6 separate regions of the Mus musculus genome follow, and regions 1, 2, 3, 5 and 6 are each linked to region 4. Evidence: chromatin loops called from intact Hi-C (ENCODE). Cell type or tissue: heart. All regions are shown on one strand. Region 1 holds the start of Trp53bp1 (transformation related protein 53 binding protein 1). Region 2 holds the start of Catsper2 (cation channel, sperm associated 2). Region 3 holds the start of Map1a (microtubule-associated protein 1 A). Region 4 has its middle 3.7 kb from the start of Ckmt1. Region 5 overlaps Tubgcp4 (tubulin, gamma complex associated protein 4). Region 6 holds the start of Zscan29 (zinc finger SCAN domains 29).

Region 1 (5,000 bases), 84 kb after region 4:
CAGGGGAAAGGATTTAGGTGGGTTAATCAGGAGAAACATTTTCTGACAATGAAGCATGTTGAATTTTAAAGCAAGGTAACAGAGTCTTGTGCATTTTTCTTCTCAGGGAGGGGCTTTAGGGGGGAAAGTAGAGATGAAGCTGTGAATGGAGGCGCTGATGCTTCTTTGCAGGGGCATCAAAGCCTGCGCTCTCCTAGGTAATCACCTAGGATTAAGTCAGTTAGAGCCCCAGGGTCACCATCCTGCTTGTCTTTTCTTTTGTTTTTTAAAGATTTGTTTATTTTATGTATGTAAGTACCCAGCTGCTCTCTCCAGACACACCAGAAGAGGGCGTCCGATCTCATTACAGATGGTTGTGAGCCACCATGTGGTTGCTGGGAATTGAACTCAGGACCTCTAGAAGAACAGTCAGTTGGTTTAACCCCGGAGCTATCTCTCCAGCCCAGCTTCCTGTATTTTCATGTCTTCTGGGATAATTCAATGACTAACTTAATCACCACACTAACAAGGAGTTCAGTTTTTCTTCCCAGTATTTTTAATTTTTAAAATCTCTTGATTTAGTTAGTAGTGGGAATGGCTCAGGTTCATTTACTTAATCTTAATTTAATGTGTCCTTCTTAGTTTTATGAATTGAAGTTCCTTTAAGAATTATTTTTATTTGGTTTGTATGAGTTTTTGCTTGCTGTATGTATATGCAGTGCCCATCAAGGCCAAAAGAGAACGTGGGATTCCCTGGATTTGCAGTTACAGAAGGTTGTGAGCCACTGTGTGGGTGGTGGGAATCGAACCTGGGTCCTCTGGAAGAGCAAGCAGTTCTCTTAACTGCTGAGCATCTTTCCAGTGCTTAGTTTTATGAATTTTGACAAACACATTTTTTTAAAACATCAAAGTAATCAGAAAGACCTGGGTCTATGTCTCTCTAGGGGAAGAGAGCTGCAGTTGTCATGGTGGCCCTGAGGAGAGGGCTCTGTGGGAGTCAGCTCAGTCTGCCCAGTCTTAGACCTAGTTGGTCTCCTTCCTCTCAAGCTAAGCAGACTGATACACTTAGTGCTCTGCTATAGTTGAGGTCGGCTTGAGGTGGGGTCTTTTTTTTTTTTTTTTTTGATTGCATTGATTTGATGTCTAGTACTCAGTAGAGAAACTCAGGAGTCAATCATGAATGATTTTAGGATTAAGAGGTAAGATGTGTCTCTGTGATTTGGGTCATTTTTGCTCTACTTGTAAAACATTCTAGGATTGGAATTTTAGTTATAACAATAGATCCTAAAATTTTCAGAGCGATTTCGTTTAAGCTGATCCTTTTGTTCCCACAAGTAATGCGTATGAAGACAACATGCTTTGATTTTTGGGTTAGGAGAATATGATCACTGTAATTTATAGCAGCAGAGAGGAGATTGGCTGGTAGGATGCTCCTCTCTAAGCTTGGCTTATTTCAAGTGCTAAACTGGGCATTTATAGAAGTTGAGAATCATGTATGGGCTGTGCCTAAATAATTCTGAGTCTGGAGTAGAGAAAACCGCCTCCATTTTAATGCCTTCTATGTATATTCTTGGCACTGTGCTAGGTGCTTTCCCTCCTGACAGCTGCTTGGTTAGAATTCTAGCCCAGATCCAACGGCTCTTTAAATTAAAATGACAGTGAAACCACATATGTATCTTGAGCTCAGTTCATTAATAGTTGTCACAGCTGCCACACCCTTTATAAGACCCTGACACCATGATTAGGATAATTAAATCTCTGGGCCTGGATCCTTTAGGTCATTGAGTTAGTAGGGGTGACAGCTGTTCTCTTTGCTTCTAGTTTGAGGATTACAATGCTCAGTTCGTTCAATGGGAGGTGCAAAGCGTCTGGGGCTGCTGCAATTCCCTAAAAGAAAGGGCAGAGAGAGACAAATAGGGAAGCTTGAAAGGGAGTGGGAACACGAAGACAATATAAAACAACAAAATCAAAACTGCCAGAGACATAGAGTGGGAAAACGGAAGCCTTTAAATTCAGGCAGAGGTCTACAAATGGGATCCTGATCGACACTGGCAAACCCCACAGAGGCTTCTCTTCCATTTCACCATTTCAGAAGTACTAGCTCTCCTCAATTCTCCTCCTCTTTGCCCTTTCTTTGAAAATCCAGGAGACTCTCCTTTTCCACGGAAGTCAGTGAAGGGGCCGAAGCCCTCAAGTGTGAGTAGTGAGTACCCCCGTCCTTCAGGCAGGGGTTTTTATTTCATGCCCTCTTAATGTCCCTTCGGTTCAAGGATACTGTCATGCTGGCTGTATTAGGGGGAGGGCCTGCGACGTCCATGCTACCATGGAAACACGCCGCCGTGTTCCTTTTCTTACGCTGGGGGCGGGCACTTCACCTCAGCCACCTATCATCCATAGGATTTCCTGAGTGGCAGACAACAGCAGCGAATGGGCGATCCGATATTGCGTGACGTGACGGGAAAAGGGGGAGCTCGCGGCCAGTGGCGGCGGTGGCGACAGTGGCGACCTGGGGATCGACCTGGAGGGGCCTGGGCAGCGTGCAGAAACCTCTAGATCCAGCGCGAGGCACCTCTCGCCGGGATGCCAGGTAGTGCTGCGAGCGGAGCCGAGCTAGCGGGCCGCAGAGGCCCGGGTGGCGGGCTTGAAGGGCTGGCCGCCTGGAGGGGGCGGGGTGGCAAGCATGGCGGCGGTGACGGGGACGGGGTTGGAGGGCCGGGGAGGGGGTGGGGAGGCAGCCGCCGCGGTGGTCCTGAGGCCGCATGAGGGCCGTGGGCTTCCCGCCCGCCGGGGTTGCGAAGAGGTCTTCCCGGGGCTCAGTGGCGTCAGAACGCGGGGAGAGTTGTGTGGGGGATGGAAAGGGGCGGGGAGAAGAGGTGAGGAAGGAAGCGTGTCTGAGGGAAGGTGAAGAGAAAGGAGGGAGGGAGGGGGAGATCGAAGGATCCAGAGGCGCGGTGGTAAATAACGGAGAAATGAGGGCTGGGGAGATGGCTGAGAAAGTGCTAAGAGCGATTGCAAATGTGGGCTACTGGGTAGCCCTAGAATGGTCCCTTTCTCGATCTCACACTTCCGCCCCTTTATTTAGTCTCAGATTGTGTGTGGAAAGCTCAATAGGGTTACTCTTCGAACTGATCTTTTGTTATTCCATTCCAGGGGAGCAGATGGACCCTACTGGAAGTCAATTGGATTCAGATTTCTCTCAGCAAGACACTCCTTGCCTGATAATAGAAGATTCTCAGCCTGAAAGCCAGGTTCTGGAAGAAGATGCAGGCTCTCACTTCAGCGTGCTATCTCGACACCTTCCTAATCTGCAGATGCACAAAGAGAACCCCGTGTTGGTGAGTGAGTGATGATGCCCTGTTCAAGTTATTATTTTTTTCTGACCCCCCTACACCAAACTAACCCAGAAAATTAACGTGTTTAGTTGATTGTTAGCTTTTGGATAAAGTTGGTGGGGAACGAAAAATGAAATCAACGTGTTCTCACCCACAGAAAGGTCCCTGTTGTACTACTTTGTGTACTGTGAGGATCTTATGTGCTCATGTTTTCTAGGATATTGTATCAAATCCGGAACAATCTGCTGTAGAACAAGGAGACAGTAATAGCTCATTCAATGAACATCTGAAAGAAAAGAAAGCTTCAGGTGAGCAGTTGAAGGCTTGGCTCTCTGCAGTGTTTAAGGTCCTGTGGGGGCAGAACGATTTAAACATGCAGTTGAGATTATGTGTAAGGAAGCCTAGTTTGTTATCTAGTGTTCAGTAAGCCTTTGGATACCCGTGATTAGTTTGGTGTTGCCTCCATTTCTCAATTTGTATTAAAATTTGATGGCAAATGTCTTCTGTGCTAATATCCACCTCCTTCTGTCTTTTTCAGATCCTGTGGAGTCTTCTCATTTGGGTACCAGTGGTTCCATCAGTCAGGTCATTGAACGGTTACCTCAGCCAAACAGGACAAGCAGGTAAACTATTGTTTCAGTCAAAGGAGTTGATTTCAATTTACTATTCGATCGACTCTTATCTGTACCTGCTGATTCATCCCAAAGATAAAGATATTAATCTTGTTTTGTGAATTGGGGAGTGGGATTTGGGGATTCTATAGGTAGTTCTGTTTTAGGACTGAGAGCTGGGATCTCTTTTGTGAAGTAACACTTCGTTCAACTCCTACAACTTCAAATTGTAATGTATACCCTAAAGAGTTTTCAAGTTTTACAGTGTCTTATGCATATCAGGATGGTGGTGTCCTCTGTGTTAGGCCTGCTACTGACTTCTGACATAATCTTAAGTTAATTCTATCCTTAAGCAGCTGTGCAGTAAAGACATTGTCCCCAGTGGGGTACTGATGGGCAGGGACATTAAAGCTTTACTATGTTCAGGGAGAGCCAGCCCTTCCTTCTCTTTCTTACTATTCTGTTTCTCAGGCTTCTGCCCGGTTCTTCTTTGGTCAAAGAACACAGACAGCCTTAGTAGCCTTGAGGAGGAGGCTGAGGCTCTGGTTAAGAGAGAGGGATGTTAGCCTGACATGTCTGCAACTGTGCTTTACCTTAGAGTGTTTTGTCTGCAGTGTGTTATATTGTATTTGCACATACGTTTTTCCCTCACGAAGAAATGTGTACTTTTAATCAGTCTGAAAACTAGTGTGCTCATCTTGACCATTGGATAACTTTCATGAGGCTCATAATGTTAAAATATATTTGAAGGAGTTTGGATTTAAAAATGGGAGCCTGATATGGTCTTGTACAACTTTCATTCCAATTCTTCTGGGGCAGGAGTGGGTAGATCTATGTGAATCCAAGACCATCCTGGTGTACAAGTAGACTTCCAGACCAGCCAGGGCTAGGGACCTCCCCGCTCCAAGTAAATAAATAAACAAATAAATTTATTTCTCCTGTAGCTTGCATTTCTTGCTTTTGGGATTGCTAGTCCTTGCTGTCTTCAGTTTGCCCTAATTACAGGTGGACGCCTCCCGTGGGCATTCCTTGCCGTTTGTCATGATGCTTGTCCCTATACCCGACTGCTTCAACTTAC
Region 2 (5,000 bases), 59 kb before region 4:
AGAGGCGGGTGGATCAGGTCCAGGTCAGCCAGAGCTATACAATAAAACCCTATCTCAAAAATTTCTATTTGCGCGCTGGAGAGATGGCTCAGTGGTTAAGAGCACTGACTGCTCTACTGAAGGTCCTGAGTTCAAATCCAGCAACCACATGGTGGCTCACAACCATCCGTAATGAGATCTGGCACTCTCTTCTGGTGTGTCTGAAGACAGCTACAGTGTACTTAGATATAAATAAACCTTAAAAAAAAAACTGGGTAGTGGTTGCACATCCTTAAAAAAAAATTTCTATTTGCTAACAGGGGATGGTACTGCTGTTATATGCAAGGGAAAAGAGTAAATCAGTCAATCAATTAATCAATCTCCAGAGCTTGGTGTGGTGGCTATACGCTCAGCATTTGGGGAGACTCAAGGGTAAGGAATTCGAGCCCAACCTGAGCTACTTAAGACTTTGTCTCAGAAAAACAAGCAAACTAACAAATTTAAAAAAATTTTTACAACTGTTAAAATAGATGAGTATGTAGAAATAATGAAATTACTAACAGGAGACTTCCTTCACTTTAAACTGCCTCCTCAGAAAACCAATCTTTCCTACTGGCAATGTGGAAGATGACTTTATCTTCTCAGCCAACTAAAAGCAGACACCACAGCAGAAATCCACGCAACTCTTAAATCGCTCAATGTACGATGGGATATGTAGTCTTGTGGAAAGCAGGCACAACAATTTTTAGTAGAAAGACAAGTCTGAAGTCAGGTGCCTGGGGCATTCAGAATAAAAGGATCATGAAATGAAGGCTAACTAGGCAATAGGAGACCCTATCTCAAAAGAAAAAGAAAAAAAAAAGAGGCTAGAGTAAGAAGAGGTCAGCCTAGAGTGTACAGAGACTTGTTTCTTAAGAATATATATGTTCTCATGTGTGTGTGTTTCAATGGGGATTGGACATGCTAGGCAAGCACTGAACCATATTCCAAAGCCTTGACTAAAAACTCTAATTGTGTAAGAGCCCACAATTCTTCAATTGTATGACCTCCTTCAGACAAAGAAGCCAGACCCAAGCGACACCCCCTCAGTTAACAGCACCATTATGTAACTATGATAAATTCGGAGAGAACACGAATTCTAGAGACATATAGATGCTATCTATAATGTGTAATCAATGTGACTGTCAACCACAGAAGCCTGAACTGAAACACAATTTGCTTCCTGCCTCTTTAGGCAGTCTTCACTACAGGACTTTTGAGTGTGACCATCTAAGTCAGAGAAGCTAGAGATGTTAACAATCCCACTGGGTCAGAAGCAAAGGTAAGTTACAGTGTAACTATCACACTCTGTCTTACTGATACTTTTGAACAGGTTTGAATTAAGGGTCATTGTGCTAGGAGGGAAAAAATATTGACATCCTCTAAACTGTATGCCCTTGTAATAAATAATTGGTAAATTATCCTATCCACTACTCTAAGTGACAAAACTAGAAATCCTATTTGCTCTCCCTTCCCAAGCAAAGTTTTTATTTGGGGTCACACCCACTCGATAGAACTTACCCTTTTCTTAGGTTAAGCAGTGGTAACTTTCTTATCCAGAATGTTATCATTTTCTAGAATTATTTAATACTGAAATTATGATAGGTCCTAGTGAAATAATTCTTGTTGGTTTACTCTTTTAATAAGAGGCCTCTGCAGCTTAATGTAAAATAGTGTAAGCCATGCCATGAACCAACTAATGGCCTGTCTCAAGAAAGCACTTAGGATCTTTCTGCAGCTACAGAGTGACCTTGGTTAGAAACCAATGGCTCTAATGGGGTGGAGACAAAAAGAGAAAAAAAAAAAACCCCAGAACCTCACCACTTAAAAGAGGACCTCTGCCTCCTCTCTGAAGGCTTTGGGATGCCAGCCTTGTCTGCAGACCTGGGGACACATACACTGACTCACCTAGATACTGAAAGATAGACCGGAGGGGGAGGGGATGGGAGAACCCTCCACATAGGAAGTGCTGCAAGAACGCGGAGGTAAGGACGTGGCCCTACCCTGGAGTTTAGGCTTTCTGCTTTCCGGATCTGCCCCCGTCCCCACCCTACCTCGTCCTCACCCCACCCCCCACCCCGGGCGGAGCGCCTCCCGGTTCCCCACCGACTGGCAATGAGGCAGCCGCAGCCAGGCCTGCTAGATAGTGGAGGGCGCCCGCGCTGCGTAGGCCCAACCGCTCCCGCGCCCAGCCGGTCCTCCGGCCCTGATCCCGCAAAGTGGCCTCACCAGGGGGCGAAGAACTCGACTAGCATGAGCCCCGCCGAGCCCGTGTCGGAGACGCGACTCTCGAAGTTTTCGTCCGTCAGTTCCAACACATCGGAGGCGGCGGCGAGACGGGCCGAGGCGAGCAGCAGCGCCACGCCCGGGAGCAGAGCTAGGCAGCTGAAGCGCATGGCGGCGGGTCGCGGTCGGAGGGCCGGGACCGGAGAAATGAGATGGGAGAGCCCGCAATCTGCAGCCGCTTGCCTGCGCTCGCGCGTCTGGCCCGGGCAGACCCGCTGCCGAGGTCCCAACCCCCTAGGCCTGCTCGGGGCCCGCAGTGTGGCAGCCGCCGATTGGCTGCGTCACGCAGCGTCGGGCGGGCGGAACAGCTGGTAACTGCCGATTGGCGGGCGCGCGGGGCGAGGCGGGGCGGACGCTTAGGCGAACGCCCGCCGGTCTGGCTGTGGCGGAGGCCTGGACGGGGGGTCGGTGGGAAGTAGGGGGCTCAGCGAAGCCGGAGCGGCCCTGAGCGCCACCCGCTGGGGAGGAGTGAAGCTCTGGGCGCCGGCGCGGAAGGCGGAGGGGTGAAGTCAGGGCTGAGTGGGCGGAAGTGAGGCCCGCGAAAGGGCTGGAGGGGAGCTTGAGCTGTCTGTCCGGCTCCCTCCCTCCGGGGCATTGGGGCGCGCACGCACTTGAGCGCACCGCGACACGTTTTCCAAATGTCAGGCTGTTGCTTTGTCCAATTATAGGGCGTAGTAAGTCTACATCCTGCCGCTGCCCTACCTCGTATCCTGCTTTGTCAGGTCCACGTGAGGTCTGTATTCTTTGTCCAGCCTTAGGCCTCTGCCCTCCCTGCCTGCTGCTCCCCCCCCCCCCATTGTTGTTTGTTGGTTTGTTTGAGAGGGTGGGTAGCTGAGGATTGAGCCCAGAACCTTGCACATTGCTGGGCAAGTGATCCAACACTGGATTACATCCCTAGTCCTCTTTTGACTTTTTGAGTCATGTTCACACCAAGGTGTCCAGGCTGGCCTTGACTTCATACTGTAATCCGCGAAGGTCTAGAACTTTCCATCCTCTGGCCTCAGCCTCTCGAGTGGCTGAGACTGATAGTGTGCACTACGTACTAATAGGCACAGGCTCAGCTTTCACCTTTTTTTTTTTTTTTTTTTTTTTTTGAGGCAAGGAGGATTGGCTGCCCTGGAACTCACTATATAGACCAGGCAAATGTGGAACTCAACAGAGATCCACCATCCTCTTGAGACTGGAATATCTGTCTACACTGCCTGCCTTTTAAACTGATTTTTGTTTGTTTTTCAAGATAGTTTCTCTGTGTAGCCCTGGCTGTCCTTCACTAGGCTGTCTTTGAGCTCTGAGATTTGCCTGCCTCTATCTCCAGAGCGCTGGGATCCAAGCCATGGGCCACCTGCCTAACATTTAAGCCTAATTTTCAAAAAGAAGTGTTTAATTACAAATGCTGTCAGAAAGTGAAAATAACCCGAATATTTAGTTAGCTGTGAAGATATTTCTTATGACTTTTGTTTTTGTTTTTTTTTTGTTGTTGTTGTTGTTTTTGGCTTTTCGAGACAGGGTTTCTCTGTGCAGCCCTGGCTGTCCTGGAACTCACTTTATAGACCAGCCTGGCCTCTAACTCAGAAATCCGCCTGCCTCTGCCTCCCAAGTGCTGGGATTAAAGGCGTGCACCACCACTGCCTAGCTTCTTATGACTTTTATGTCTTTTGCTTAGATGAAAAACAAAATCCGTACCGAACAACAACAAAATACCTTTGAGTCTTTCAATGTGTTTATTCTTAACTGCTCATAGCTTTTTTTGTGTGGGCTTCTTGAATCTCTAAAAGGCAAAGAAGCTGGGGGAGGAGAGAGCCTGCTAATTGTAGTATAATTCTTAAGCATGACATCCTTGGTTCTACTTTCTTAACAGACATGGCACAAGAACAAGGACATTTCCAGCTGCTCAGAGCTGATGCTATCCGTTCAAAGCTCATTGACACTTTCTCGCTCATAGAGCATTTGCAGGGCTTGAGCCAAGCCGTACCAAGGCACACTCTCCGGGAGATACTTGGTTAGTAACCCTCATTCACACTAAACGTGATATTCCTGTCCATATCCTCAAGAGAAAGTGAGACATACTTAAGGGTGGAGCCAGGAATAACGGTCCATGACTGAATCCGGGGTCACTTGGGCTTTAAATAATAAAGACCAGCTTGGGTTACATAGCCAGGTCCTGGTTCAGAAAACAAAATGAAACAAACAAGCAAACAAAATTAGAGCCGGCAAGAGTAAAGGTGCCTGCAGCTAATAATGATAGCCTGAGTCTGATTCTCAGAACCTACCTGGAAGGAGAGAACTGATTCCCAAAAGTTGTCCTCTGGCCTACACATGTACACACAACACACACATACACAACTATTAGAAAAAAAGAAAAAGAAAAAAATTAAAAAGGAAAGAAAGAAACCAGGTATGGGTGAATCCCAGCACTCTGGAGGAGGAGACACCAGGAATTCAAGGCCATCCTTGGTTGAGAACAATATGAGTAAGGCCAGAGAAAACATAGCTTAGTGAACATAGGCACTTGCTCTGTAAACTAAGCTCTATCTTCAGAACCCATATGGTACAAGAATACAACCTACCCCTACAATTATGCTCTGACCACCCCCCCACACGAATAAATGCTATTTTTTTATGTTGTTTTTGTTTTTTCGAGTCAGGGTTTCTCTGTGTAGCCCTGGCTGTCCTGGAACTCACTTTGTAGACCAGGC
Region 3 (5,000 bases), 64 kb after region 4:
GGAATTCCTTAGCCTTCTCCTCTCCACCTCTCTCACCTCTTTCCAGTTCTCCAGGGTCTTGGGTAGCCCAGACTGGCCATGGACTTGCTATGTAGCCAAGGATGATCCTATGCCCCTACTTCCCAAGTGCTGGGATGGATTATGGGCCTATGCCACCACACTAGGCTAGCCCATACTTCTTAGTCTTAGAACATCAATCCTCCCTTCCCTATAGGAGCTCAACAGCAAATGCCTCCGTTTTATTGAATCTCAGTAGTGATGTGTCAGTGTGTGTGTGTGTCCACCATTCCCTACCCCCACTGTAGATCCAGGGCCTTCTGCATGTTAGGTGGGCTGCACCCCAGACCTTAAGTACAGTTTTCAATTACCCTAAGTTTTCCTAAAGCTATGTTAAAAATGCTTAGATGCTTCAGAGATCTGGAGGAGGAGTGGGAGCTATAAAGGAAGGCCCCAAATCTCTGCTGCTGATTGGTATGAAAGCTACCCTTTACATTTATTTTATTTTATTTTTTTTACCAGACGTGACCACTAGAAGGAGCTGGGCCACTGACTATCTGAGGGCCCCTTCTTTTCTGTATGTGTGGGGGTGGGATTGTAAATGTAGAGGGGGTAGGCCTAAAAATAATCACGCTCTTCCTATCATTGTAAGACATATTTTGTTCCTTCATTATTCTGGCCATAGTGGTCTACCCTATGAAGTAGGCCAGAAAGGTCAAACCATAAGACCGTTAGTGTATCTCCTTCAGTTCACCCCAACTCTTGGGTACCCTAACCTATCCACTCAAAGGAGGCTGGAAGGAGAAGGCAGTGCCTGCAGCTGCTTTGGGCAGGCTGTGTTCAGAGACAGCTGAAAGAGAAACTAGCAGGGGTGGAGCTATGGCTGCCTTAAGCTTTGTGCCCCCCTGCCCCCAGGAAATTCTCCACTGTTCTTCAGGGACAGAGGCCACCATGACAATGTCTAAACCTAAAACAAATTCTGTATGCTAAAAGTACGTTAGCATCTCGAGTGGATGGCTTCAAGCCCCTTGAGGACACCATAGCAAAACTGATTGAGGACATCAGTGGGTGTTTCTATTCCAGTGCCTGTTTCTGAGAATATGACACCCTGCAAACCTCTTCCCAAGCATTTCCTTAGTCTCAACTGGAAGAACAGCTAGGGACTTTGCCTCAGATATTGTTCATTTCTTACAGTACTCAAAGTCTCTATGGCCAGAAGGACAAGGTTAGAGAATCTGGTTTGAATTCCTAGTAGGACCCTAGATAACACTCAATCCTCAGTAATCAGTTGAACCCCCAGCCATCCCTTTATTCAGCCTTGTTTCTAGGAGTGTCAAGTGGCAAAACTGTCTTTTGGTCATAGGGAATAGTGGAGGATGTCATGACATGGGTCATTGTCAAAAGAAGGTAATCTCCAAGGAGCAAATGGCTCGTTTTCCAGGAAGCCAGTCCCATCAGGAAGATGCCAGCGTCATGGTATTTAAGCTGCTGCACATACTCTAAGTGTAATAGAGCTTTAGCCATGTCAACCTCACTTTCTCCAGCCTCTCCACAGCAGCTCATGAGAACTCATTGATGAGGAACTGGCCAGACTGGCGGAGCAGAAAGTCTATCTGCTGTACTGGACTGTTGAGAGTTAGTAACATGTGAAGTCTGTTATTTGGTAGCAATGACTATTGAGTACATGGAAGTCACATCCTATAAAACTATACGGAAGCAGGTACGGTGGTACATGCCTACAACTCTAGTACTCAGGAGGTAGAGGCAGGAGGATAACAAGTTTGATTGCATCCTAGACTACATGTGGACTATAGAGTGAGATCCTGGTTTTTTTGTTTGTTGTTTTTTAAAAGAAAGTTATATTGATTGGTGTGTCAACATTTACAATAATATGGCCAGATGCCCAACACCTTTATCAAGGGACGTAGGACTTTCCCAACTCTCTCCGTAGACACCTGCAGTAGAATGCTAATTAAGCTTTTATCGCACATTTCTAGACGAGTTCTCCCACCCATCAGACCTGATCTCAGAATCAAGCCTCACAAATCGAGGAGACCTTTGTCCCAGCCTGGCTCCCTGGGTGCTGATCTGATCAGCCCTAGGTGGCAGCCTTCTGTTCTGCTCTGAAGATCTGCTGGCTAAGCCAGGAGGAAACAGAAAAGAATCCTGGAAGGTGGGCTGTGAGAAATAAGGGTCTGGGGAGGTGAATGAGGCATTCTGGGATGTTTATAAAGAGAAGCAAGAAAGCTGGGGTATGCAGAAAGGGAACACAGAGGAAAAGCTTTTACCTGCGAGTGGTTTGATCACTTTCTTAGTGCTTGTCAGCTGCTGTGTACAACAACGTTTTTCCTGACAAAATTATGCTCTACCATCATATTGAGTGGTTGCAGTGTGTACTGGGCATTATCCACAGCATGTGTAAATAGCTGTGGAGCCATCAAAAGTCCCTCCCTTTTTACCTACCCAATCCTCCCATAAGGCCAGTTCTGGCCTGGATACTGGACCCAAAGGACTGAGACAAATAACCCTAGTCCTAACCTTTGACCTCTGAGGAGAAGTGAGCTAGGTGCCGGGTAATGAAGAGTCTCAACTGTTGGTTCAAGTCAAAGGATGATAAGTCAATATTCCAGGAGAGAATCCCTGTAAAAGAAAAGGGGGAAAAAAAATAAGAGGGTTCTAGTCAAAGTCACCCACAGAAAGCATTGCCAAGCTCCTGGGAGAGGAAAGAAATGGGAGGTGATGCCTCCAAGAAGGATAGCTAGTACCTGCTTTTTCCCCTTTCCAGAGGGCAAAGAGCAGAGTTTAGAATGGGCTTACTAATAAATGAGCTTGGAGTTTTTGTTTTTCAAGGCAAAACAGTTACGGTAGAAGTGACACGCAAGGGTCTATTTCCATATACTGTAGGTTTCCATAATGATCCCTCTTGCTAAATCAGATTCTAGATTCTCCTATGCCCCCTCCCTTGCCTCCATCCCCTGCTTCCACCCGCAGGTGGCTCCGCAGCACTGCGCCACAGGCACGGCTGAGGGAGGTGAGCTGCAGAGCCACGAAGGTCACTCTCTAAACTTGGCTGCCAGCATTCAGAGATTTGAGATGTGTACCTCGCGTTCAAAAACCTCCCCTAAAGAAGAAATTGTAAGGTAGGGACATGGACTTTTCAGGGTCTGATGAGGACTTTCGGATATATGGTCCAGTGGCTTCGGGAAAGGGGTGTGACCAGAGGGACCCCAGGGTCTCCACGGAGCTTCTCCTGCTCCTGCTCCGGGACACTGCGGAACAGAATGGGGTATGCAGAAAGGATGGGCAAGCAAGGTGTTGGCAGCTCGAGAGGACAGAGGCACATTCATGGAAGATGCAGGTGACAGGGTCGCAGGTTTCGGGAAGTGCACATAGAGATAGAGGAGACAGAAATGTGCACTGGGAGATGAATGCAGATGGCGGAGAGGCATGGATGGAGTACTGCGTAAAAGCCAGGAGAGCGGCTCACCTTGTTCAAGGTGGGCCCGCACGGCCCTCAGCTGACTCTCTGTACCGATATCGCCGATCACGATGAGCAAGGAGTATTTCCGCAGGTCCCAGCGCGCTGCCGCTACCGCGGCACCGGCCTCGCAAAGAGGCTCCGCCGGGTTCTGAGCTGGCGGTGCACCGAGGCTCTGGAGCCCCAGCTCCGGAGTTGTCTCCATGGCAACGCTGCCAGGCCGCGCGGTCCCGGCTTCGGTCGCCATGGAAACTCCCGCGGAGTGTTAGGCTAGCTGCGTCCGCTGCGGGGAGAGTGCGCGCGGTTCTTAAAGGCCGGCGGCAGGAGCCGTTCATTGGTCACTGCCTTCTAGGGGCGGGGCTGAAGCGCCGCAGGGGCGGGGCGGGGATGCGGTGGTTGTGCCGCTATGGGTGGTGGCTGCAGTCATCCACCTGCAGTTTTCCTGACCAAGTGCCCCTCTCCGACTTGAGCCAGGGTAAGGGTTCTGCGAGACCCAGCCGAGGGCGGAGTCCAAGGCGCGAGAACAACATCCATCTAGTTAGGCTGTGTCTGCGTTGAGCACAGTGTGGGAGGCAGTTCCGCAGCTTCTCTCGAACCTTGGGGAGCCATCTTGCCCTTCGCTGTCTCGGGGTTTCTATCGTGGTCTCCATCTGGCAATTATCGTTGTCTCTATTTTTCCCCCCGCCTCGCTGCATGCCAGGGTCTAGGTTACCAACCTGGGTTTCCCCGTCCTTGCCCCGAGCTCCGGGCGTGGTCAATCAGGCTGCGCAGTATTGGAGGGGACAGGATGACCTTCCTACCCTGAGTCCCTGGAGAGTAGTTATTCCAAGGATAGTGGTTGGCTAGTCTCCATATTTGCTGAGTGCAATGAGCTCAGACTGCAGCAAAGAGTATTTGAGTAAAACCCAGGAAAGACTTCCCAGCTACTAGGGATGTGACACAGTGGATAAATTTAGGAGACCATGTAATTACTGTACAGAACTGAATTAATATTCTCTGTCTTTCCCTCTCCTTCTCTCCATCCCTTCCTTTCCTTCCTCTCCCCTTCTCTTGCTGAACCCCCAACTCCCCATTCTTCAAAGACTCTCCACCACTACAGCTGATCTTACCCTGAGTCATTCTGTTGTGTGCATCAGAGAGAAGGCCTGTGTTTAGGCTCCAGTTATACTTGCTTTTTCTTCCATTTACCTTGCACTTTGGAGATGGTAGAAGAGAAGAAAGGCTACGGAGATGATTCAGTTGGTAAAGTACTTCCCTGGCAAGCAAGTGTTCAGGTTCTCAGAACTGTAAAAAAAAGCCAGGCACAGCGGTGAGCACTTGGAATCGCAGAGATGGTAACTAGGAGGGAGAGACAGATGAATCTCTGGAAGCTCGCAGGCCAGCTATACCATTGAGAGACCCTGGTATCTATAGTACAAAGAAGAAAAGGGTGTCTGAGGGACACCACTCCAGGTTGTCCTCTTGCACTCACATGTGCACACATGAAATCCTACTCCTTAAAAGGATAGAAAAGAGGTAATAGCTG
Region 4 (5,000 bases):
GGCCAGCCAAAGCAAAGCAGACATATTGCCATTAATATGTCTACCTTCAGCTTCCTGATGTTCCAGAAGACAGTAAGATATTTGGAAGTTGTAAGAAAGTACTTGGGAAAAAGAATTACCCTTCATAATCCCCACTGGCCCAACTAATATACATTCCTTTATTTCCCTCAAGTCCCCACCCCATATGTCTCCTTTCTGACCTTTCTCATTGGTGAGTATCCTTAGAAAGAATCCATTTCACTTTTGGCTCCATTACTTAAGCCTCTTCTCTTGGTAAAATAACACATTTTCCAAGAATAGAGATCTACTGGTGGAACTTCCTTATTTTTGGAGAGGGAAAAAAAATGTTACCTGTGCTGTGGGTGTTCATTATCCAGGTTAAGGAGTAGGTATGAGTAAGTGAATATAATTACTTGGGATGGTGTATATTTACCCAGATAAAAGGAGGAGATAGTCTTCGAGAGCAATTGGGCTATTATTTGGCTGAGAAGGTGTTCAGGAGGTGGGGTGTGGGAAGAGAGGCTAACAGAAGAAGTAAAGGCAGCCAGGGTACAGAGAAGTCATTCAAATTTGGAAAATGCCTTCCTATGGGAAACAATAGCTCTTCCAAGAGGGCTCATCGATTTGTGCACTTTTTAAATTCTTTGTGAGGCTCAGTATGCCAGTGGGGTCGCTGGAGGCTGTTTACAGCTGGGAGCTGCGGTAATTACTCGCTCCCAGGGTTGGAGTGGTAGAAGAGGAATGAGTCTGAGCCCTAACTATCACTGATTCTTTGTAGATTCTGCTCTTAGAATCTATCTCTATCAATTCAGGAAGCCTGGGGCAGAGGTTTCAGTAAGATGAGGCATCTAACTAGGACAATTCCTAGGTTCCCAAAATTATAGAGAACAAATGGGGGCACTCAAACTCCTAAATGAAGATTCAAGGTCAACAGTAACATATGCGTAAATAATGCTTTCATATCATCAGTATCATCAATTCTTTTTCGATAAGAAATGTTCTTTACTGGCTCATGTATTGGGGTTTGGTTAATTACCAGCTATTGCAAAAAGCTCAAAAGGGCTCTACTCTAATTAATGGATTTATCCCTTGATGAATTCATAATGTGATAAGATTATTGGGACATGCTGAAAGGGAGGATGTGAGGCTTAGTTGGAGAAAGTGGGTCCCTTTGAGCATGCCTTGGACAATACATCTGCCCTTTGCCCATTCCTCCCTCTTTGCTTGCTGTCAGCCAACAAGCAAGTGGCTTTTACCCAGCCACCATTTATGTTCTGCCTCTCCTCGTGGCCCAAGCAATGGAGCTAAGGAGCAAAACTCCTGAAACCCTGGACCAAAATAAATCTCTTTCCCCTTAAATTTTCTCAAGCACTTTGTCACAAGCAGCAGCACTGTGTATGTATATTAAGTATTTAGTTCCACCCTTACAAATAAGCAGAGTGGAGCCTCTGGGAAGTCAAGTGACTTTCCCAAGGCTACGAGGTTTTAAAGATAAGAGGAGGATTCAAACCCAGCGTTTCAGATTCCAAGGCTAGAGAACAGAGAAGAAGCAGGATGTGGAGACAGAATCCAGTTTTCTCAGTTTTCCTTGCCCACCGTTTTCTTGTATCTTTTACAAATTAGTTTCTTTATTCCTCCCCTTAACTTCTATCTGCTTCTCTGTTTGTTTATGCGTTTGTCTCCAGCATCCCTAGCGATTCTCAGCTATGTCTATATTTTCAGCTTATGTCTATCTTTAATCACACTTTGTTTTGCTTTACAGGAAAAAAAGACTCGGTTTCCCCCCCCGCCTGGAGGAGGTGCAACGTCACAAACTTTGCCTCTTCTCCCCGTGTCTCCATTCCATTGGTCTCGCTGGTTAGTCTTTCTAGAGACCAAGGTTGTGGACTGGCAGGCAACGCAGTAGGAAATCAAGAGGCAGAGCAGCATCAGGTTGCATTCCCCCGTGCGGCCACTAGGAGCCACCCTCCTCCATTCTGAGGCTCCGGCCAACGCAGCCTGACTGTTGCCGGTGCGCGCCCTCTGCGGATTGGCGGGACCGCAAAGAAGTCGCGCTTTGATTGGGCCGCTGTCAGGTGTCGCTGCCGGCAGGTTCGGCTGCGCGAGCGGAGGGAGGCGGGTGAGTGCGGGCCGGGGGCGGTGGGGGAGTGGCTGGGGCTGGGGGCGGTATCGGGAAGGGTGGGCTCGGCGAGGGGCTCGGCCTGCGCTCGGGGCCGTGGGTAGTCCCGGGTGGGGACAGCTTCGGAGTGGCGCAGCCGGGAGGCCTCAATGTCAGCGTAGGGAGAGCGAGGCGGGGACGGCGGGGGCGGGCAGAAGCGAGTGCAGTCTGGATGGGAGGGCGGGATTCGTGACCCGGCGCCGAGAGAGAGAGGACGGCCGAGGGGGTCAGTGGGAGAGCAGACGGGTGTGGAGGGGTCCAAGGGAGTAATAAGGAGAACCTGGGAAGATGGAAGGCTTGCAGGGGCAGAGCTGGGGACTCTGGGAGGAGGAGAGGGACTGGGTTGTAGGGGAGGGGGCCGAGGTAGAGGGTCGTGCGCTAGAAGCCGTGGGAAGGAAGGTCCAGCGGGGCTGGATGTAGGGGAGGTGAGGGAAGGAACTGGCTGGCCGGGGAGAGGGTTTGCTGAATGCTGGGGTTACGGTGGAGAGGAGGTGAACCTCCTGGAAGGCTAGTGTGAGGAAGGAACGGCCCTCGGGCGCTATAGGGGATCATTAAGTGTTTATCATTAACGGAAAGATGCTACCAAGTGTACCTTGGAGGCTGAAGCAAGAGGATTCTGAGTTCAAGGCTATCTTGAGCTACATAGATTCTGTCTTTTAAAAAAAGTGTTAACAAGGGTGATGACTCATGTGCAGGTTTGAAGTGTTGTTTACTTCTGGGAGTCACTGAGTGGGAAAATCGGCTGGATTCATTGCATTAATTAGTGATTGGGGTGCAGCAGTCAGGTTGGGGAGTAAGGCTAGTGGAGTCAGTGAAGAGCCATTATCACAGGCGGGGAGAGAGGGTAGGATGAGTGAGCTGATAGTGAGAAGAAGCAGCAAACTCGTGTCAGAATAAGGAATATGTCGGAAACATAAAAACTTGCCCTAGGAAGGAAGTGGAAGCAGGCAGAACGGTTCATGCCTGTAATCCCAACACTTGAGAGACTGAGTTTGAGGTCAAGTCTGAGCTACGGAGTGAGACCTTGCCTCAAAATAACCAGTAAAAAAGAGGCGCACAGGCTTGGGGGTTCACTTTTGAAGGTGGGAAAGTCTAATATTGGTAGTGCTGTGAGAAGTAAATAGTTTTATTTACCATTGTTGGAGCCTCTCTCAAATGCAAGGTGATTCCAGAAAAGTAGAGAACTATGTGAGTGTTCTCAATCCTAAGAGCTAAAGCAGTCACAGTTCAACCTTGCTGGATACCCTTCTTTAGGTCTGATGTAGTATCCATGTTCCCTACATTGCCTCCTTGCCCCCCCCCAAGCCCTTCCCTCTTTTCCTTCCACAGTAAGACTGCCCTTTAGCCCAGTGTAGAATTCTTATGCAACAAAGTTTGAGGAGACGATAAAGGGGAAAGAACACAGAAAGCAGAAAAGTGGTTTTGGGAACATCACATTAAAACCCTAGCTTGTCCCAGAAGTGCATCCACGTAAGCCCTGGCCCTGTCATAGCTATTCCTGTCAGGCTTCTATTTTTGCTTTGTTAACTTGGAATTTGGACCTTCGTCTTCCTTCAGTCTATGTTTGAGAACAGACTTCTCCATCCGGTTATTTCCCATTACAGAGTTGTAATAGAATTCCAAGAATATGGCTGGATATTGTTTAAAACCAAAAACAAAACAACAAAGCAGGGAAGACTCAGAGGGCAACGGGGTGAGGAATCTTAGACAAGAGGAGGACTCCTGCTCTAGAAAAAGACAAAGAGTGTGGTGAAATTCTAAGTGAGGAAGTTGTGAGATATCTTTGGGAATGCCACGGTTAGGTCACTGAAAGGGAATTCAGAGAAATGGTCCGTCAGTCAGGAGGAGCGCGTGTGTGCAGGCTGCACCAGAGAAATGGTCCGTCAGTCAGGAGGAGTGCGTGTGTGCAGGCTGCAGTGCATAACTGGAGAAGCTGGAGCTGCGTAGAGGAATGTGCTGGGCTTGTGGTGGTTGAGCAATAGGCATCAGATGATGAGGACCGAGAAGACTGAAGTCTACATGAAGGTCATTTACAGTTTTCTAATCAAAGCTGCAACCCTATCATCATGGAAGAACTTTAAATTAAAACACAGAAATTATTGAAGGCTTTATAACTCTGTAGCAAGTTAATTTAATCAAGGAGTTCTTGGCTTCGTTAGAGTTGTCAGTGTTTCTGAGAACTGCTGTGGAACATGGAAAATGTCTGCTGAGTGACTCCTTTTATTTTTGGAAAATAATAATAGTTGCTCATACTGTTACAATCTATAACTAGCAAATATTAGCCTTGTGTGTCTTTGCTTCAGGTCATTTTTTGAGCTTTGAAAATAGACGTTTATTTATAGGCCAAGTTGTATAGGTGTCATGAGAAAGTCTTACTGCTGTTCTCTTTTCTTCAAAGGTAGCCACGGTTACAAATTAGCTATCTTTTCAGTCCATTTTGAAAAAATAATGTATTTATTTATTTTATTTATAGGAGTACATTGACACTATTTTCAGACACCAGAAGAGGGCATCTTATCCCACTATAGATAGTTGTGAGCCACCATGTGATTGTTAGGAATTGAACTCAGGACCTCTGGAAGAGCAGTCAATGCTCTTAACCACTGAGCTATTGCTTCAGCCCCTATTTCTATTTTGTTTTGTTTTTCACACAGCTCTCACTGTGTAGTTTTGGCTGGCCTGGAACTCACAATGTAGACCAGGATAGCTCTGAACTCACAGAGATCTCCTTGCTTTTTGCCTCCCAAGTTCAGAGATTAAAGGTATATGTTACCATGCTTGAATTTAGTGTACTTTTAAACTACTACTAACTGGGGGCTGGAAAATGGCTTAGTGATTAAGA
Region 5 (5,000 bases), 170 kb after region 4:
ACTTATTTGCCAATTGAAACATATCTGGGCTGGGTATTGTGGTACAAGCCTTTAATCCCAGTGCTTGGGAGGCAGAGGCAGGCACATCTCGGAGTCTGAGGCCAGCCTGGTCTACAGAGTGAGTTCCAGGACAGCCAAGGCTGTATATAGAGACTTCTCTCAAACAAAGTCGGGCTAGAGAGATGGCTCAGTGGTTAAGATCACTTGCTGAATTCAGTTCCTAGCACCCATACTGGGTGCCTCACATTGCATGCAGCTCCAGTTCTGGTCTCCATGGGCACCCGCATACATGTGTGCAGACGCACATCCACATAAAAAAATCTTAAAAAGTGTCATTTTTAAGTGTGTGAAGTGAATGCAAGTGGGCATATGCTATGGCACTCAGGTAAATATGAAACCAGACTGCCCCTTACACCTTGTTTGAGACAGTGTCTTTTTGCTGTTTGCCTCTGTGCATGCCAAACTGGCTGGCTGGTGGACTCTCTTGTCTACTTCCTGTCTCATAATAGAAATGCTAGGATTACCAGGCAAGGCATGCTCACACTCAGCTTCAGGTGCATTCTGGGAATTCAAACTCAGGTCCTCCCTTTACGAAATGAGCTATTTCTCCAGTCCTAGTCTAATGGATTCTACGTCCATTTGTTCAAGTCCTTATCATTCCATATTGTCTCATGGCTGTCACCTCACTAATGTGAACTGCCTTCATCAGATCTGCCTGTGGGCAAATCTGTGGAGCATGTTCTTGACTGATGCAGAAGGGCCCAGCCACTGTGGGTGATACTATATCGAGGAGCAAGCCAGTAAGAAGCATTCCTCTGGTTTCTGCTCCTGCTGGAATTCCTATACTGACTGCTCTCAATGAAGGACTGCTGTCCAGACATTTACGCCAAATAAGCCCTTTCCTCTCAAGTTGCTTTTTCACAGCAAGAAAAAACAAACTAGACTCCGGTCTAGTTCCTGAAGACAGGCCGAGTCTGCAACCTCTAGCATGCTAGTGTAGAAACCAGCTGGACACCAGGCTGGCTTCTATCAGTCCTACTCCACTCCACTTTCCTTTTCCCTTGGATGTAACAAGTAATATTTATTTGGGAGAAACTCAGAAATACTCACTTTTCCAAGACAGCTGGGGTGAAGAGAATGTGCAGTGGCCACTGTACTTTGTAGGAAAGCCCTAGAGCAGCCCAGCCGGAAGAAGGAGCTTCCCGGGGGGATGTCTCCCGAGAAGGCACTTCTCTTGGCTGGGTGGCATCTGCTACGTAAAGAAATACGATAATAACTTTGTTAATTAGAACCATAGAGAGAAGGTGAACCACACACACAAAATGTACTCCAGTGGTACTGAAAAGCAGCATTGAGAGTCAATAAAGGTAGAGGGGAGGAAACTTCTGTGAGGGCTTTTCCTGAGAGGTGTTTTAGAGAAAAATATAGACGCATCTCAAAAACAACCTTGGGCAGAGCATCTCAACCTTCCTGGAATTACGTTTGTACCTGTACAAAATTGGAATAGTAGACTAGGTGATTTCTACAGTCTGAAATTATGCAGCTTCTGAGGAGGGATGAAAAAGACCAGAAGATGCAGAGAGGAAGCAATCAGAGAATAGCAGACCTTTGTGGTCCTTCCCATGATACTCAATCGTCAGGTGCAACAGAGGGAGAAGGTTGTCGTCATCTAGCAACACCTTGTGTGCTGACTGTTGAAAGGCCACATTCACATCTGTAAGAAAGCACAGGAAAGCAACAGGTTCAGGGTCAGGGCATCTGTGGCTTCTGCCTGACAGCATTAAGTCCTCCTCCTTGTTAACAATCCTGAGAGTCGTTCCTGCTCCGGACAGTCCCTGTAGTGTCAGCGGGGCTGGCAATACTCAATTCCTGGGGAGACAGCATGTCAAATGGGTTAACATATCTGATTTTTTTAATCTATATTCTGGCTGTTTTGTTTATAGACTTGATTTAAACAATCAAGGCCCTTATTTTCTCTTCCATTTCCTTTGTCTTGTTTCAGATCTTTATTATATTATTCTTCTTGTGCTTGGATAGGGGTGGCCATTAAACTAACCAAAGGGAAGACACTTGCTGAAAGAGGCATCTCCTAAACTTGACTTCTTCACTGTTAAAGTTATAGCCATGTGGATCTGGCTGTAACCAGTTAAAACAAAGCACTTCACTAGATTTCTTTAGTTTGCTTCTAGAGACCAGGAATGGCTACTGATGTCTAGGGGAGTTGTCAGGGTAAGGAGAAGTCTTGAAAGTACTGAAGTCCTTCACTTTAGTTGTTCTGAGACCTAGTTATACCCCAAGCATAAGGAAGCTTTAGCTATAACAACTGCTTGTGACTCAAGTCCTCCCTCTTCTGGCCTCTGCAGGCAAACATGCAACACACAACACCAGCCAAGAAACACCCTGCAACCTGAGCAAACTTTACTCTCAGGGCCACAGGAAAATTACCATGCTCTGTTACTGCAGTGGGTGGTGTTTTCAACATGTGCTGAGCTGTGTCAATGAAGGCCTGGAACAGTTCTCCTCGTCCCAGCAGGTAAAAGTCTTTAATGATCTGGGGAAAGAATTTCAGTGTACAATTCAGTAAATCAGAGCCTGGAGGCCCTGACCACCCCAAATGAATTAGACACAGAGAGGCTGATACTAGCAGTCTGAAGGATACAGGCTTGACATTTTAAAGAGACATACAGAGCAGCCTCCCAAAGCAGGAAGACTCTGTTTGATGGTATTTACATCACAACAGAAGAAAGTAAGCTTGAATCTTTAGAGTAGAAAAGATTTGTAGCATAAAATATATTTTCCTCACTTGAGTAAGAACAAATGAATCGACTGTGGCAGTGTAGATAAGACTGCTTTCCAGAATCATTTCCGGATTTAAAAGAGTGTCAGTTATTACCTTCAGCTGACCCAGTAAATCTGACTCTTCCACCATTAGCTTCCAGAGGTGCTGTGATGAGATTAAAAAAAAAAACACAAAAATCCATTACAGTGAACCCAAGTTCAGCTAATCCTAGGAATGAGCAGACAGAAACAAAACCTATACAAGATAAAAATGTCCTGAAATTAATGGTAATAGCTACATATACAACTCTGTGTGAATACCATTTTTAAATGGCTACAAAGTTGAGTACATATTTGATTTTTTTTTCCCCAGTCACTTTTGAGAAAGCATGACTGTAGCCAAGCGGAGTAGCTCATGCCTTGAATTTCAGCATCAGAAGCAGAGGTAGAAGGAGCTCTGTTGAGTTCAAGGCCAGCCTAATCTATATAGTTAGTTCCAGGACAGGAAGAGTCTCTACAGAAGGAGACCCTGTCTCAAAAAAGCACAACATTAAAGTTAATAGGAAAAATCATCTGGGTACCTGGAGATGCATAGATAAGTTGTATGATTTTTTTTTTTACACTTGTATGGGTGTTATGCCTGCATGCATATCTTTGTATCATATGCCTGGCTCGTGCCCTCAGAGGCTAGATAAGGATGCCAGATTCCCTGGAGCTGGAATTCCAGATGGTTGTGAGCCATTTTGTAGGTGTTGGAAATCAAATCCAGGTCCACTGGGAGAGCAAGCCACTGCTCTTAACTGATAAGCCATCTCTCGAGTCCTTTTTATAAAAACAAAAACAAAACAAAAAAACAGAAGAAAAAAAAAAAACCCCAAAAAGCTAAATGGGATTGCTGCCTATGCAAAGCTGGCCTGGAGTTGGCAGTCATCTTCCTGCTATGCTATAGTTTTCCCAGTGCTACACTGATGGGGTGTGTACCAGAAAGCCTAGATTTTCTTTTTCTTTTTTTATAAGTCATGAACTAATGGAGAGTTTTAGCCAATGCTTTTTCTGCATCTCCAGGTACCCAGATGTTACATTTATATATAATTTTTCTAAATGTGTAAGTTAGTATGTTTTAAATTAAGGGGGAAAAGCTGGTTCTAACTAGTTTATTAATCTTAATAAAAGCCTAACAAGACTAAATAATGAGAAAAACTGGGGCTGGCAAGATGGCTCAGTGATGAAAAACCTTGCTAAGCAAGCATAAGGACCCAAGTTCAGATCTCCAGCATCTATGTGAAAGCTGAGCAGTGGCTCGTGCCTAACCCAATGCTGGCAGACAGGGAGGCAGGGAGTGCTGGGGCTCCCTGGCCAGCCAGGCCAGCCCAAACAGTGAGCTCTTGGTTCAGAAAGATGCTGTCCTAACAGTAAGGTAGGAGAGTGAAAACAGAAGATTTCTGAAACTAATCTCCACAGGCACGCACGCACTCACACAACACACACACACCTACCTACCTTGTAACATAAGTACATACACTACACACCCAGACACACAATTTATTTATTTATTTATTCTTTTTTTTTTTTTTTTCCTAGACAGGGTTTCTCTGTAGCCCTGGCTGTTGTCCTGTAAACCAAGCTGGCCTCAAATGCAGAGATCCACTTGCCTCTGCCTGCCCTATGCTACTACTGACAGGCCACAAAATCATGTTTAAAAGACAAAACTTAAGTAAACAAAACAAAACAAAACCTATTTATAGATAAGCAAGTATTTTAAAAATTTAAGTCCACCTGAAATAGTCAAGTTGCAAAGCTACAGAGTCATCAAAACTGTTACAAGAAGAAGCTTTATGGCAACTTAGTTTTAAAACATACTCAGCCAGTCAAGGTTCTCTTCCTAAGGAAGCCTAGATCACTTTTCAGGGAAGTTCAAACTCTAAGTAACAATTACAAACAAAGAAAACACAGACTGTTTAACAAACAAAAAGAAAAGGAACAAAAGCACCTACCTAACCCATTTTATAAGGCTTATGTAAAAACTACCCAAGAATAAGACAATTGTCTTTCTTAACTAATGCATACAGATATAAAAACTATGAAAGAGAAATGGATCCAAGGCAAGACTGCTCTCCTCCACTAACACAGGGGCAACTGGTAAACCTGACAGCACTTAAGAAAAAAACCCAGCTAACTAGGAAGAGAATAGTTTATTACACTGCCTTCTAGAAGCCTACAGC
Region 6 (5,000 bases), 180 kb after region 4:
CAGAACCTTGTGTTCAGAGGTTAGAAAACACAATGTAGTCAGCCAGAAGAGGTTACAAAAAAAAAAAAAAAAAAAAAAAAAAACCAGAAGGATCCTGAAGTTCCTAAAGAGAAATGTTCATAGGATGGACATGAGACCAGACGGGTTTACAACCAGCCAATGTTATTCTGCTCTTATGGCATTACAGAAAACCTGAATGAGTCTTCATTCATCACTCATTAACACAAAATGTTGTTACTGTTGCTCATTTTAAAACAAACAAACAAAAACAAAAAATCAAAAGAAAGGACTTTCTTTTAGAAGTTGAGAAGTAGGAATTCTCATTACATAAAATCTGTGTAAGAACATGAGTAGAGTTTTTGTTGTTACCCAAGAAAAGTCAGAGATCTTGCCTTCCCTTGAGCATTTCCAGTGATTCATAAACTCAGGAGTATTCCAGAAATTTCTAACTTGCTTTACCAGTGAATTCACTGCCTGATAGCACTCCTGCCCTGTAGAAGCCCATATCCAGATAACAGGATCTCACCTGTTGCTGCACATGGCCTGTATACTGTTCAATGAACTCAGTGAATCGAATGTAGTCTGTGCCAAGCCGGCAGAGTCGATTCAGGACACTAGTCTCACTGGGGTGAAGAAATGGAAAATCCTGGGAAACCTGAAAGAAGAGGGATAGTCATAAAGGAAGCTAATGCCTGCTAGTCACCAGTCATAAAGGAAGCTAATGCCTGCTAGTCACCAATCAAGGTTCTTTGCAGCTTAAAATGCTTTCTATTCTCTTTTCTATTTCCTTTCCGTAAGGTGCCCATGGTTTTACATGGTTTTAATTTTCCTTGTTACTGGGTTGGTAATTCTGGTTAACAAGGTATTGTTACACAATTACAAGGTCGTGTTCCTCATCCAGATGTAATTGCTTGTTCTTAAAATAGGTACCCTAGAGAAAGAATTCACACAATAGGAGCTGGAAAGATGTTCTGGGACTCACATAGTAGGAAATTCTTGCAAGTTGTCCTCTGACCTACACAGAGGGGATCAGGGGAGAGGAGAGGAGAGAGGACAGACAGAAACAGACAGGGACAGAGACTCCCTTGGCTTATATCTTCAAATTATGTTTTGCTTGAAAGCTTAGGCAAGTTACATCATGGCACCTCTCAATGTCTTAGTTTTCAGAAGTAAAAAGTGGAGATAACTGTGATAACAGATAATATGAATGACAGGTGTTAATCACAGTTACAGATTCAATATATATGTATGTGTGTCTTTTATTACTGATGACACTTCTACAGTTATCAATTTTTTTGTGACTTTTTAAAAATATTTTTATTAGGTATTTTCCTCATTTACATTTCCAATGCTATCCCAAAAGCCCCCCATACCCCCCCAACCCCCCTACCCCCCCACTCCCACTTTTTGGCCCTGGCATTCCCCTGTACTGGGGCATATAAAATTTGCAAGTCCAATGGGCCTCTCTTTCCAGTGATGGCCGATTAGGCCATCTTTTGATACATATGAAGCTAAGAGTCAAGAGCTCCGGGGTACTGGTTAGTTCATAATGTTGTTCTACCTATAGGGTTGCAGATCCCTTTAGCTCCTTGGGTACAGTTATCAAATTTGAACACTTCTTGTTGACAGAGTTTTAGAAAAGTTCTAGGTTTAAGATCAGTGAAATGGCTCAGAGAGTCAGGCATTTGCTACACAAACCTGAAGACCTGAGTTAAATCCCTGAAACCTACACAAATGTGGGAAGAGAGAAGTGACTCCATAAAGTTGACCTCTTCATACACTCTGTGACATATATGCCCACACTCATACAACATAGACACATACTCTAGTTTTAAAAAAAAAAATTCTAGTTTAGGCTTAATTACTGTGAAAAAGTCAACTCCACCTTGAAGTCACTGATACCATTTTACACAACACACTTAGACACATTTGTAGTTGTCATTCTTTTCTTTGCCTTTCTCTGCCCTCTGTTCCCTTCTTTTCTTGCTTTCTTTTTTGAGAGAAGGTTCCACAGTGAAGCCCAGGCTGGACTTGAATCACACCAATAATCCTGCTTCAACTTCCCAAAGGCTGGGATTACAGGCACAAACACTACGCCTGGCTATTAAACTCAGTGTTGCCAATTTAGTTTCGGCAAAATATTGAGTATCACGCTATATCTGGGCTTCTCACGGGGGTTGGGGGAGATAAAGGAACAGAGGGGGAGAGGAAGAGAAAACAACTAACGGGTACATTCCTGTTATACTCTTCTAATTACAGGAAAAACCCCCTCTCAAGTTCTTCACCTGGTACAGAAATTTTCGAAGAAAGGAGGGAAACACCATATGTTTACAAATTCATTTTTTTCATCCAACACAATTTACTGAGTATTGTGTCTTGAGCGCTTTGTATACATTTCCACTACTTTCAAAATTCAATTTGAATCAATGCAAGAGTTCCCTATCCCTCCCCCTTTTCCCTCAAATAACTATCATCTAATTCCAGCTACACATTTAGGGATTCAGTTTAACAACAAATTCATATGCAGTGAAAAGAAGTGTGGTTCTATCCACTCCTAGTGGTTCTCTAGCAGGAGTCGCGGGACCGCAGGGCCCCCATAGCCGGAGCTCCGTAGGGTTGGCCCTCGGTTTCTCCCCGCTCGCGGGCGCCGGTCGGTTGGAGTTCCCCGGGTCCCGCCCCTTCGCTGCGGCTCAGCTGCACCCGCCGCGCGGCAAGCGACTCGTCTCTGACCCCCTGCATACCTGCAGGCCACTCCGCTTGTTCCAGGTGAAAATGGACCCTGGGTACCCACTCAGGGCCAAGAGCAGTTCGTGAATCATTTCTAGGGCGGCTCGGGAGTCCCTAGATCTACCACCTCCTCTTTTCAGCGCCTCTCCGGGCGACCCCTCACACCCAGCGGAATCTCTTGCCCTGAATCCCCGCAGTCCACCGGGAGAGGAGATGCCACAGAGCCGCGCGCCGCATCCCGGAAGTGCGCGCGGCCCAGGCGCCCACCGCCTCGCTCCCGCCGCGGAGCCGCGAGGAGGCGCCGGTGCCGTCGCGCATGCGTCCTGGGCTCCAGGAGAAGCCCGCTCGGACTTCCGGCTTGAGAGCGGGACTGAGGCTAGCCCAGGAGGGGAAGGGATGAGAGTGAGTTGAGAAGCTGGTTGAGAGAGACGCGGCCTGGGGTGGGCCGGCGGGAGTCCTCAGGACGCCTTGGCAGGGTCTGTGGCATTTTGACCGACTGCCGACGTCTCCCAGAGTGACCCGGCCGGAGGGAAGAAAACAAAGCTGGAACTTGGCAGCCGCCGCTGTGGAGCTGTGCTCGAAGCCCACGGACTCGCAGCACCGGCCCGCATCGGCCTCGTTCTCAGGAGACCCACCACTGCCGCCCCTCGAGCTTCCTCGCTTCACCAACTCCTGTAACTCTCCCCTAGTCCACCTCAATTTAGAAGCCCAAGTCGGCTCCCCCGGTGCGCGACCTTCCCCATCTGTCGCCCCGGAACTCTTGCCGAGTTCTTACTTCGTTCGGGAGGCGCGAGCAAGAGACCCAGTGTTCGGCACTTGACTTTGGTTCGGGGTGGAAATTTGTAGTTTGGTGTTCAAGGGGCGGGGCAGACACCAGGAGCTTCTGGAAGGACGGCGGTGGTTCTAGGGGAGAATAGCCGGCGCTCGCTGGACAGAGGCTTTTTGTTGTCGTTCGCCAAACGTTTTGACCGATTTGATCTGGGGCGCTAATGATTTACCTGAGGTGGGAGCGAAGCGGACAGATTTTTCTTTTCTCTGCAACTTCCTGGGGATACTCTAAACGTCACCTAGAAATGCAGTTTTTAAAAGGTCATTTTCACCTTGCCTATTGATTTGCTGTCCTGAAAAGGTACTGCCTCAGAAGGCCACTTCGAGCATATTGAAAGTCAGGCCGGCTCTGACAAGGTTTTAAACATGTAAAGATACTCTCCTCAGATAGCGCCATTTCTCTCTACTCTAGGATAAAACTCCTTTTTACAGAGAGACTCATCTGCAGGTGTTTCTCCAAGGGCATGCAAAGATAGTGTAATAAGTCCTAGAACCCAGACAGTGAGGAGAGAAACGGCTTTCTGCTGTGAAAGATGGCCAAACCCACTCGGAGAGGAAATGGCACAAGCTCTGAAAGCTTACGACAGCGCTTCAGAAGATTCCATTACCAGGAGGTGGCTGGGCCCCGGGAGGCTTTCAGCCAACTATGGGAACTTTGCTGTCGGTGGCTAAGGCCGGAGGTGCGGACCAAGGAGCAGATTGTAGAATTGTTGGTGCTAGAGCAATTCCTGACTGTGCTACCTGTGGAGATCCAGAACTGGGTACAGAAGCAATGTCCAGAAAATGGAGAGGAGGCGGTGACACTGGTGGAAGATTTAGAAAGAGAGTCTGGAAGACCTGGACATTCGGTGAGGAGGAGGGGGAATACAGTCAGAAGTGTGTGGCTGGGGAGAGACAAGGATGGAGGGGCAGTTTAAGATCAGTCGGATGTAAAGAGGTTTGGTGATTTTGATACTTCTGATCTGGAAGGGTTACTTTTTCAGGTAGGGCTTGCTTGGAGATGCCTACTCTGTTACAGTAAGTCTTTCACTTCAGTTTCTTAAGAGAAAAAATGGGGGAAGTTTCTTTTCCAGCTGCTATTTGGGTTTCTGTTTGATCTTTCTGCAGTTTCAACCACTCTAAGCTGATGATAACGGAATAAACACTTGTCTGTCCTACTCCCCACCCTCCACTCTGGCCTGGCCTCAGAGGATGGTCTCCCCCTGGGAATGCCCCTTGTTATGACCATGTCAATTAACGGGGGGTTATTTCTAGGTCACAGTCTCTGTGAAGGGGCAGGAAATGCACTCGGAGAAGATGACACCCCTGAAATCATCACAGGAGTTATTAAGTGTTCTGCAGGAGTCAGTGGAACCCCAGCCCAAGGGTGTATCCAAGAAAGAGAGGGCAAGAAGGCCAGCCCTGAGACTACAGGAGCAGATGAACCCAAAGGAGAATCTCAGACC

The links. A loop is a pair of places that touch in the nucleus more often than their neighbours do. Peaks named below come from ENCODE experiments on the same cell type or tissue, not always from the same donor. Only the 100,000 strongest peaks of a DNase experiment are listed, where the experiment ranks them.
Region 1: a loop joins it to region 4, with 4 times the contacts of the local background. A loop is called at or near these places in 4 of 42 quality-filtered maps.
Region 2: a loop joins it to region 4, with 2.3 times the contacts of the local background. A loop is called at or near these places in 2 of 42 quality-filtered maps.
Region 3: it touches region 4 in a loop (1.9-fold over the local background); 5 of 42 quality-filtered maps call a loop at or near these places.
Region 5: it touches region 4 in a loop (2.7-fold over the local background); 4 of 42 quality-filtered maps call a loop at or near these places.
Region 6: a loop joins it to region 4, with 2.5 times the contacts of the local background. A loop is called at or near these places in 3 of 42 quality-filtered maps.

The regions. Positions count from the first base shown.
Region 1 is chr2:121,268,838-121,273,837 of GRCm38, reverse strand. It overlaps Trp53bp1 (transformation related protein 53 binding protein 1), which reads left to right and starts at 2,431. Exons shown (of 28, transcript NM_013735.4): 1 at 2,431-2,566; 2 at 3,130-3,314; 3 at 3,529-3,619; 4 at 3,850-3,934. The coding sequence starts at 2,560. In heart, a CTCF peak has its summit at 2,565; a DNase peak (open chromatin) is centred at 2,397; H3K4me3 peaks cover 2,204 bases; H3K27ac peaks cover 1,624 bases.
Region 2 is chr2:121,411,453-121,416,452 of GRCm38, reverse strand. It overlaps Catsper2 (cation channel, sperm associated 2), which reads left to right and starts at 2,661. Exons shown (of 13, transcript NM_153075.3): 1 at 2,661-3,037; 2 at 4,163-4,303. The coding sequence starts at 4,165. It overlaps Pdia3 (protein disulfide isomerase associated 3), which reads right to left and starts at 2,551. Exons shown (of 13, transcript NM_007952.2): 1 at 2,248-2,551. The coding sequence starts at 2,414. In heart, a CTCF peak has its summit at 2,776 (motif pointing left); a DNase peak (open chromatin) is centred at 2,692; H3K4me3 peaks cover 3,503 bases; H3K27ac peaks cover 2,548 bases.
Region 3 is chr2:121,288,357-121,293,356 of GRCm38, reverse strand. Map1a (microtubule-associated protein 1 A) reads right to left here and starts at 3,755. Exons shown (of 7, transcript NM_032393.2): 1 at 3,485-3,755; 2 at 2,536-2,637. The coding sequence starts at 3,722. It also overlaps a transcript of Trp53bp1 not described here. In heart, CTCF peaks have their summits at 2,974 and 3,741; a DNase peak (open chromatin) is centred at 3,806; H3K4me3 peaks cover 1,697 bases; H3K27ac peaks cover 1,184 bases; H3K27me3 peaks cover 2,644 bases.
Region 4 is chr2:121,352,420-121,357,419 of GRCm38, reverse strand. It overlaps a transcript of Ppip5k1 not described here. Among named protein-coding and RNA genes, the nearest start is that of Ckmt1, 3.7 kb to the left of the region's middle. In heart, a CTCF peak has its summit at 1,949; DNase peaks (open chromatin) are centred at 2,039 and 4,079; H3K4me3 peaks cover 1,509 bases; H3K27ac peaks cover 913 bases; H3K27me3 peaks cover 980 bases.
Region 5 is chr2:121,186,076-121,191,075 of GRCm38, reverse strand. It overlaps Tubgcp4 (tubulin, gamma complex associated protein 4), which reads right to left. Exons shown (of 18, transcript NM_153387.3): 10 at 2,894-2,944; 11 at 2,446-2,551; 12 at 1,607-1,714; 13 at 1,111-1,252. Among named protein-coding and RNA genes, the nearest start is that of Tubgcp4, 17 kb to the right of the region's middle. In heart, a CTCF peak has its summit at 2,351 (motif pointing left); no DNase peak of the experiment used is centred here.
Region 6 is chr2:121,169,213-121,174,212 of GRCm38, reverse strand. Zscan29 (zinc finger SCAN domains 29) reads left to right here and starts at 3,088. Exons shown (of 5, transcript NM_001290819.1): 1 at 3,088-4,403; 2 at 4,810-5,000. The coding sequence starts at 4,089. It overlaps Tubgcp4 (tubulin, gamma complex associated protein 4), which reads right to left and starts at 3,045. Exons shown (of 18, transcript NM_153387.3): 1 at 2,742-3,045; 2 at 527-655. The coding sequence starts at 2,819. In heart, a CTCF peak has its summit at 3,061; DNase peaks (open chromatin) are centred at 3,062 and 4,182; H3K4me3 peaks cover 3,400 bases; H3K27ac peaks cover 2,621 bases.